Regions from separate parts of the Homo sapiens genome. Here region 1 is linked to region 2. A link is a contact called in ENCODE Hi-C or POLR2A ChIA-PET data. All regions are on one chromosome and are shown on one strand. The core of a region is the stretch at or near the end of the contact, and the rest is flanking DNA. Distances in the headings are between cores, read along the strand shown. Region 1 has its middle 30 kb from the start of GLO1. Region 2 has its middle 6.8 kb from the start of MIR4462.

Region 1 (3,414 bases), core at 907-3,406, 1.1 Mb after region 2:
ATAAAATATGAGTTCATGTAAAAAGAAAATGAGTTTATGTAAAATATGAGTTTTTGTAAAACAAAGTTATATAAAAGAAGAACACTCAAAGGCAAATACCTAAAATAAATTCCTGAATTAGAGGCAGGAAAAAAGCATCTGTAAATAAGGAGGAAAGCATAAAATTAGGAATTCTGTACTCAGATTTCTTTATAAATGCTTTAAATTCACACTCTAAGGAAACTTGAATTGGAAATCTTAGACCAGTGGTTCTCAACAGAGCAGTACTGACCCCTAGGGGTTACTTCGGAGACTTGTGGGACATTTTTGGTTGGGTTTCACTATTGGTATTTAGTGGATGGTGAGCAGGGATGTTAGACATCCTGTAATGACCTGTATAACTTTGGAAAGTCCCACTGAGTATTCATATAGGTAAAAAGCCTACTTTTCCCCTCAAGGAGATGGAGCATAACTCCCCCCAGCCAGTGTGGGCTTTACATAATGAGTTTCTTCCTCATCACTACCACTGCCAGGTGATTAAGGTTAACATAGTAAGATCAGGGACATGTCATGTTGATAGTATGTCCCCTTGATGTGACAAGAGCACTTTGTCTCTGTGGTATTCCTCCAAAAAACAATAATCCCAGTTTTATCATGACAAAAAAAATCAGAAGATCCCAATTGAAAAACGTTTTGCAAAATACCTAGTGAGTACTCCTCAAAGCTGTCAAAGTCATCAAAAACAAGGAAAGTCTGAAAAACTGTCACAGTCTGGAGTAGCCTAAGGATACATGGTGACTAAATGGAATGTGGTTTCCTGAATGTCACCTGTAAGGAAACAGCAGGTAAAAATGAAGGAAATTGGAATAAGTATGGACTTCAGTTAATAATATCAATATAGTTTCATTAATTGTGATAAATGTCCCACACTAATGTAAGATTTTTAAAATAGGGGAAACTAGGTATGTGGTGTATGTGAATTCTGCACTATCTTTGCAACATTTCTGCAAATCTAAAACTATTCTAAATTTTAAAAAAGAATTAAAGCCTGCTTTTTATTATCTGAACTTACAACTTGTATCTTACTTATTTGCATTTATAATTTTAATATTTGCTAGGGAAAAAACTATTCTATAAACAAAAAAGTTACTCTTTTATTCGAAACTTTAGCAAGAATTGATCACCATTTTGGGAAATATTTCCAACATAACATCATGTTTTTGAGTCATCAGTAAAATGCACCTGTTATGAATATGTATTTAAATTTGTAAAATTATAGCTCTTCATGAATCATAAATTCAGTCTTTATTTAAAATATCAAAGAGTGTCAACAATACTCTGATGTTTTCTTCTTCCATATGTAAGGGCAAGCACCTGACTACTCCATTGTCTTCTAGTCTATGTGGGCACTGACATACTAAAATGCACAATTTTATTGCAACCTGATTATATTTCTCCTTCATATTACCATAAAGGTATTGACTGATGTTTCTTCATGTCGTGCCAATAAGTAGGTTATATCATGTGAATGTCATTTCAGGATAGTGGATGTGATAGATATTATGTTACAATGTTATTATAAACAGGGTCAGCTAAGTCTAATATGATTGAGAACCACAATCTCAGACCTAAGCTCTGAGGGCAAGAAATGTTTCATTTCTTACAGTACTCTGCACCTAATATCTAATTCTCAATATCTAATTTGACTCTGGGTGCGGTTTCTGTTTACACCTACCCAGAAGCCCCTATTTGCTCCTCCATTCTGGCAGTCTCAATTCTGATTCACTGTCCACCCTCATGCAGCCAGCTTGGGTAAATACGATCCATCTAAGTCAGAGTGTTCCCACCCCCTTGGCCAGTGATTAGACAGGTAAGTGACCCAGTACTGGTTGAGATATGACGGGAATTTTGCTGAGGAGCTTAGGGAAAGGTTTTTCACTCCTTATCAAAGACACATGAGGAATAAAATGATATTTTCTTTCACTGGACATTTCTATTAGTCCGTTCTCATGCTGCTATAAGGACATGCCCGAGACTGGGTAATTTATAAAGGAATGAGGTTTAATTGACTCACAGTTCTGCAAGGGTGGGAAGGTTTCAGGAAACTTACAATAACGGCGGAAGGGGAAGCAAACACATCATTCTTCACAGGGTGGCAGGAAGGAGAAAGGGGAAGCCCCTTATCAAACCATCAGATCCCGTGAGAACTCACTATCACGAGAATAGCATGGGGGAAACCACACCCATGATTCAATTACCTCCCACTGGGTCCTTCCAATGACATGTGGGGATTATGGGAACTTCAATTCAAGGTGAGATTTGGGTGGGAACACAGCCAAATCCTATCAACATTGTTGGTCTACACATGATACCTAGAATCATGGTAGGCATCTTTGATCATATTATTGGTCCAGTGAGAAAAAATGCTAAAAATGACAGGATGGGAAAGATGGAAATAATCTGGGGTTCTTGTTATCTCTGAACCCTCTACCAACCCATTTTATTATTATTTTTGAGACGAAGTTTCGCTCTTGTTGCCCAGGCTGGAGTACAATGGCGTGATCTCAGCTCACCCCCCAGGTTCAAGTGATTATCCTGCCTCAGCCTCCCAAGCAGCTGGGATTACAAGTGCCCACCACCATGCCTGGCAAATTTTGTATTTTCAGTAGAGACAGGGTTTCATCTTGCTGGTCAGGCTGGTCTCAAACTCCTGACATCAAGTGATCCACCTGCCTCAGCCTCCCAAAGTGCTGGGATAACAGGCGTGAGCCACTGCGCCTGGTCAACCAATCCATTTTACAATCTCTTAAGTGCTGGCTTTTTTTCTTATTGCCAATAGCAAGCATCCTTACTAACACTCTTCATAATCAGTTGGATGGCTGAGGATTATTTATATATACTGTACTATGGACTGAATGTTTGTGTCCTGCGGCTCCCTTCCATACATATGTTTAAGCCTAATTTTCAGTGTGATGGTATTCGGAGGTGGGGCCTTTGGGAGGTAATGTCATGAGGGTAGAACCCTCATGAATGGAATTAGTGCCCTTTTAAGAGATGATTTATCTTGGATGTGTGAGAACACAGTGAGAAGGTGCCTGTCTACAAGTCAGGAAGTGGGTCCTCACCAGACACTGGATCTGCTGGTGCCTTGATCTTGGGACTTCCCAGCCTCCAGAACTGTGAGACATAAATGTTTGTTGTTTAAGCCACCCGGTCTATGGTATTTTTATTAAAATTGCCTCAACTAAGACACACTCTATGCAATCATGGTCAAAATACTGTGTGGGAAAGCCTCAAGTGATTCCCTTTCAGCCATCTGCTCTTCATTCAAACCACCTGTATTATAATCATTCTAGCCTTAGCTATGTAGGGCTCATAGGAGACTGACTTGTTTTACATTGACCATGATCATGGAAAATAAGAAAACTTACTTCT
Region 2 (3,399 bases), core at 437-2,936:
GCTAAATATTTCTGGGTCTCCTCTTCCGAATTGCACTCCCTGGCCCCCTTGTGGTTGGATGGGGCCATATGACCAGTTCTGGCCAATGGGCAGAAGAGAAAGTGTCACTTCCCGGCAGAAGAATGTAATTGCCAATGCAACATCTTCCAGAGGTCTTTCTTTCCCTCTGGCACTATGACCAGCAAGCTTTGAGCTAGTGGCTTCTCCATCAGTCTGGGCCTTGGGGTGATATGATGTGCAGAAGCTGTGACTGGCATGTCGCGTGAGCAAGAAGCAAGCCCTTTGGTTTTAAGCAGTAGAGGTTTTGGAGTTATTTGTTAATGAAGCATAGCCTTGCCTATCCTGACTGATGCAGTATACATGCCTGTGATTGTGTAGGTGTCTGTATGGAGTGTAAAGTGTCCAGGGATGTGTGTTTAAGCATGTGTATGTGCCAATATTTATTTAATACATATAGAAGCACGTGTGTTTAGAGGTTGTGTGTGTGAATACAAGTCTTGGTATTTTTGGTCCACACCCAGCAAATGGTGAAGAAGGAAAGTTTCCCTCTGCTGCTGTCTTACCTCCTGTTTGAGGTAGACACACAAAGGGCCAGATCTTGGGTCCCGCTTGCCTCCTAACCACCCGCCCAGCTTTAATCTCCACGTCTTCTCTTCTTCCTGGCAGCTGCTACCCTCTTCCCTGAGTGTTCCTGGGGTGGCTACTGCTTTTGGCTGCCTGGCACAATTTCCCTCTCTCCTAGCCCCAGGCAGAGTGACTGGTTCTGGGTTAGGTGTGTGGCCAGGGCCAGACCACTCAGACACCTTCCCCAGGATTTTGCTGCTGGAGCAAGCAGGGAAGTGGAGCGCACCTTCCCTTTGGGGTGATAGACACAGGAAGGGGTGAGATGTGCAGCTGTCCTTGCCATGGAGGGATGAGTGGCCAGGCCGAAAGAAGCAGAGCTGAGAGAAAGGAACAAGATGTTTTAGATCCAGTGCCACCTGGTCTCAATAATGACATGGGCCAGTGTGTTTGCTTGCTCTCCAAGGCTGTGGTGGACTTGTCTCTGGGAGGAGGGACAGAAGGGACTTGATCGGGAGGACAGAGGCCCATCCTCTGCTTCCTCCCGAAAAGGCTGCAGAACAGCCTAAAGCCAGGGGGTGGGTCTTTCAGGCCCAGAAAGGGGAGTGTCTCTCTGCCAAGGACCAGGGCAACAGTCCAAAACAGAGACACACAGCCCAGCCCAGGCCTGAGTGGTGGCTGGAGGGTATGGAGGTGTGAGAAGAGACCCCCATAGTCAGAGAGAAGATTCAGAAGCAGTTTCTGGAATGGACTGGGATCCCACCACTGGGGCCGTCCCAAATCTCCCTTAGCCAAAGTTTGGAGCCCAGCAGCCTGGGCTGCAATCTTGCTAAGTGATGTGAGCACCTTATTTAATCCCTGTGCCTCTGTCTCCTCTGTGATGATACTAGTGTAAATTTCACAGCATACTTCTGAGAATTAAATGAACGGATTCACATTAGTGCTCAGAACAGTGCCTAGTATATAGTGAGCAGCTGACATCGGCTATTATGATTTCCTAAACCAATGTGAATTGGGTTTTTGTTACTGGCAACTGAAATGGTCCTGGTTATTAATAATTCTCTCTTCCCAGGCTGATCAGCCAAGAAGCACCTGGTTTCACTACTTCTTTTTCTTCTGGTTCAGAAACAGAAGCAGAAATCCCCTTTAGATTTTCACCGAGTCTTTTGTCCTTCAATGGTAACTTTTACAGAGGGCGGTAAAACAACGCAATGGGAATTCCACTCAAGCAGAAACAACTGCAGAAAGCCTGGGTTGGGGCTTTCTGGGACTTCTATTAGGTGAGAATGTCCCAGGCCAGCTCTCCCCTACCCCTCCCAACCTGGGGTGGTTCTAGGAGGGTGCTGGGGGTCAGGCAGGCCTGGGTGGGAATCCTGGCACTTCTGACTGGCTGTGGGACCCCATGTAAACATACAATCTTATAGAGCCTCAGTTTTCTAATCTATAAAATGGGACTAATAATAATAATAGCTGCTCCATGAGATTTTTCATGACATTGAAGTTAATCTGTATAAAGCTTTCGTCACTGGCACATACTGAAGTTCTCCATAGATGCTGTGGTTGCTAAATCATCCTGGTAAGAGACTCCTCTAGTACGTGCTTTAGAAAGCAGCTCTTCTGGATAGGCGTGGTGGCTCACGCCTGTAATCCCAGCACTTTGGGAGTCCGAAGTAGGCAGATCACTTGAGCTCAGGAGTTCGAGACTAGCCTGGCCAACATGGTGAAACCCTGTCTCTACTAAAAATACAAAAAGTTTAGCCAGGTGTGGTGGCGTGTGCCTGTAGTCCCAGCTACTCTAGAGGCTGAGGCAGGAGAATCACTTGAACCCAGGAGGTGGAGGTTGCAGTGAGCTGAGATCCTGCCACTGCACTCCAGCCTGGGCGATAGAGCGAGACTCCTTCTCAAAAAAAAAAAAAGGGAGAAGAGCAGCTTTTCTAATTGCTACCTGGGCTGAATGTGAGCTTCAGTTCCTCAAACTGGCTAAGGGAGATTTGGGACGGCCCCAGTGGTGGGATCCCAGTCCATTCCAGAAACTGCTTCTGAATCTTCTCTCTGACTATGGGGGTCTTTTCTCACACCTCCATACCCTCCAGCCACCACTCAGGCCTGGGCTGGGCTGTGTGTCTCTGTTTTGGACCGTTGCCCTGGTCCTTGGCAGAGAGACACTCCCCTTTCTGGGCCTGAAAGACCCACCCCCTGGCTTTAGGCTGTTCTGCAGCCTTTTCGGGAGGAAGCAGAGGATGGGCCTCTGTCCTCCCAATCAAGTCCCTTCTGTCCCTCCTCCCAGAGAGCCCTCCACTGCCCCCACACCCCCACCCGCCTCCTCCTCAGCCGGCCTCCAACTCTCACCTCCCTTTCCTCCAGTGTGTCTGCATTCCTTTTCCTGTGTCAAAATCTACTCAAATACTTCCTATCCTAAAAAAGTTCTCCCTCGCCAGGCACAGTGGCTTGCACCTATAATCTCAGCTACTTGGGAGGCTGAGGCAGGAGGCTCGCTTGGGCCCAGGCGTTTGAGGCTACAGTGAGCTATGATTATGATTGTGCCACTGCACTCCAGCCTGGGCAACATAGTGAGATCCTGTCTCTAACAAAACAAACAAAACAAAAAACACTCTCCCTGGGTCCCAGGCATCCAAGTCTTCATATCCTCTCCTGTCTGTCCTATTCTGAGTTCTCAACAGCAAAGCTTCTGTGACCTCCAAGCCCTGAATATGCTCTTGATAAGCTGCCAATGACTAGGCAGGCTTCTCTGTCTTGGAATCCTCCTCCACCAGCACTGTGCTCCCAGGCCGACCTCTGTGACCAGCATGGCCCAGGCTCCCTGTGCCAGGGAGGGCC

What was found. Hi-C counts contacts between places; a loop is a spot of excess contacts on that map. ChIA-PET counts read pairs that join two places held with the same protein, here RNA polymerase II (POLR2A). Pooled maps may share reads with other maps.
Region 1: a loop to region 2 is called in a pooled map, with 4 times the contacts of the local background. The contact joins two enhancer-like sites. A Hi-C loop is called at or near these places in 1 of 37 single-sample maps with no recorded cell type and 4 of 50 pooled maps. POLR2A ChIA-PET finds 5 or more read pairs at or near these places in 1 of 52 experiments (A673).

What each region holds. Positions count from the first base shown.
Region 1 is chr6:38,671,780-38,675,193 of GRCh38, forward strand. No RefSeq gene overlaps it. Among named protein-coding and RNA genes, the nearest start is that of GLO1, 30 kb to the right of the region's middle. Within about 2 kb of position 2,157, at least 2 of the 41 ENCODE cell types and tissues checked have a DNase peak (open chromatin) inside an H3K27ac peak, as active enhancers do.
Region 2 is chr6:37,560,570-37,563,968 of GRCh38, forward strand. No RefSeq gene overlaps it. Among named protein-coding and RNA genes, the nearest start is that of MIR4462, 6.8 kb to the left of the region's middle. RefSeq lists enhancers at 1,105-1,274, 1,595-1,804, 1,945-2,124. Within about 2 kb of position 1,687, at least 3 of the 41 ENCODE cell types and tissues checked have a DNase peak (open chromatin) inside an H3K27ac peak, as active enhancers do.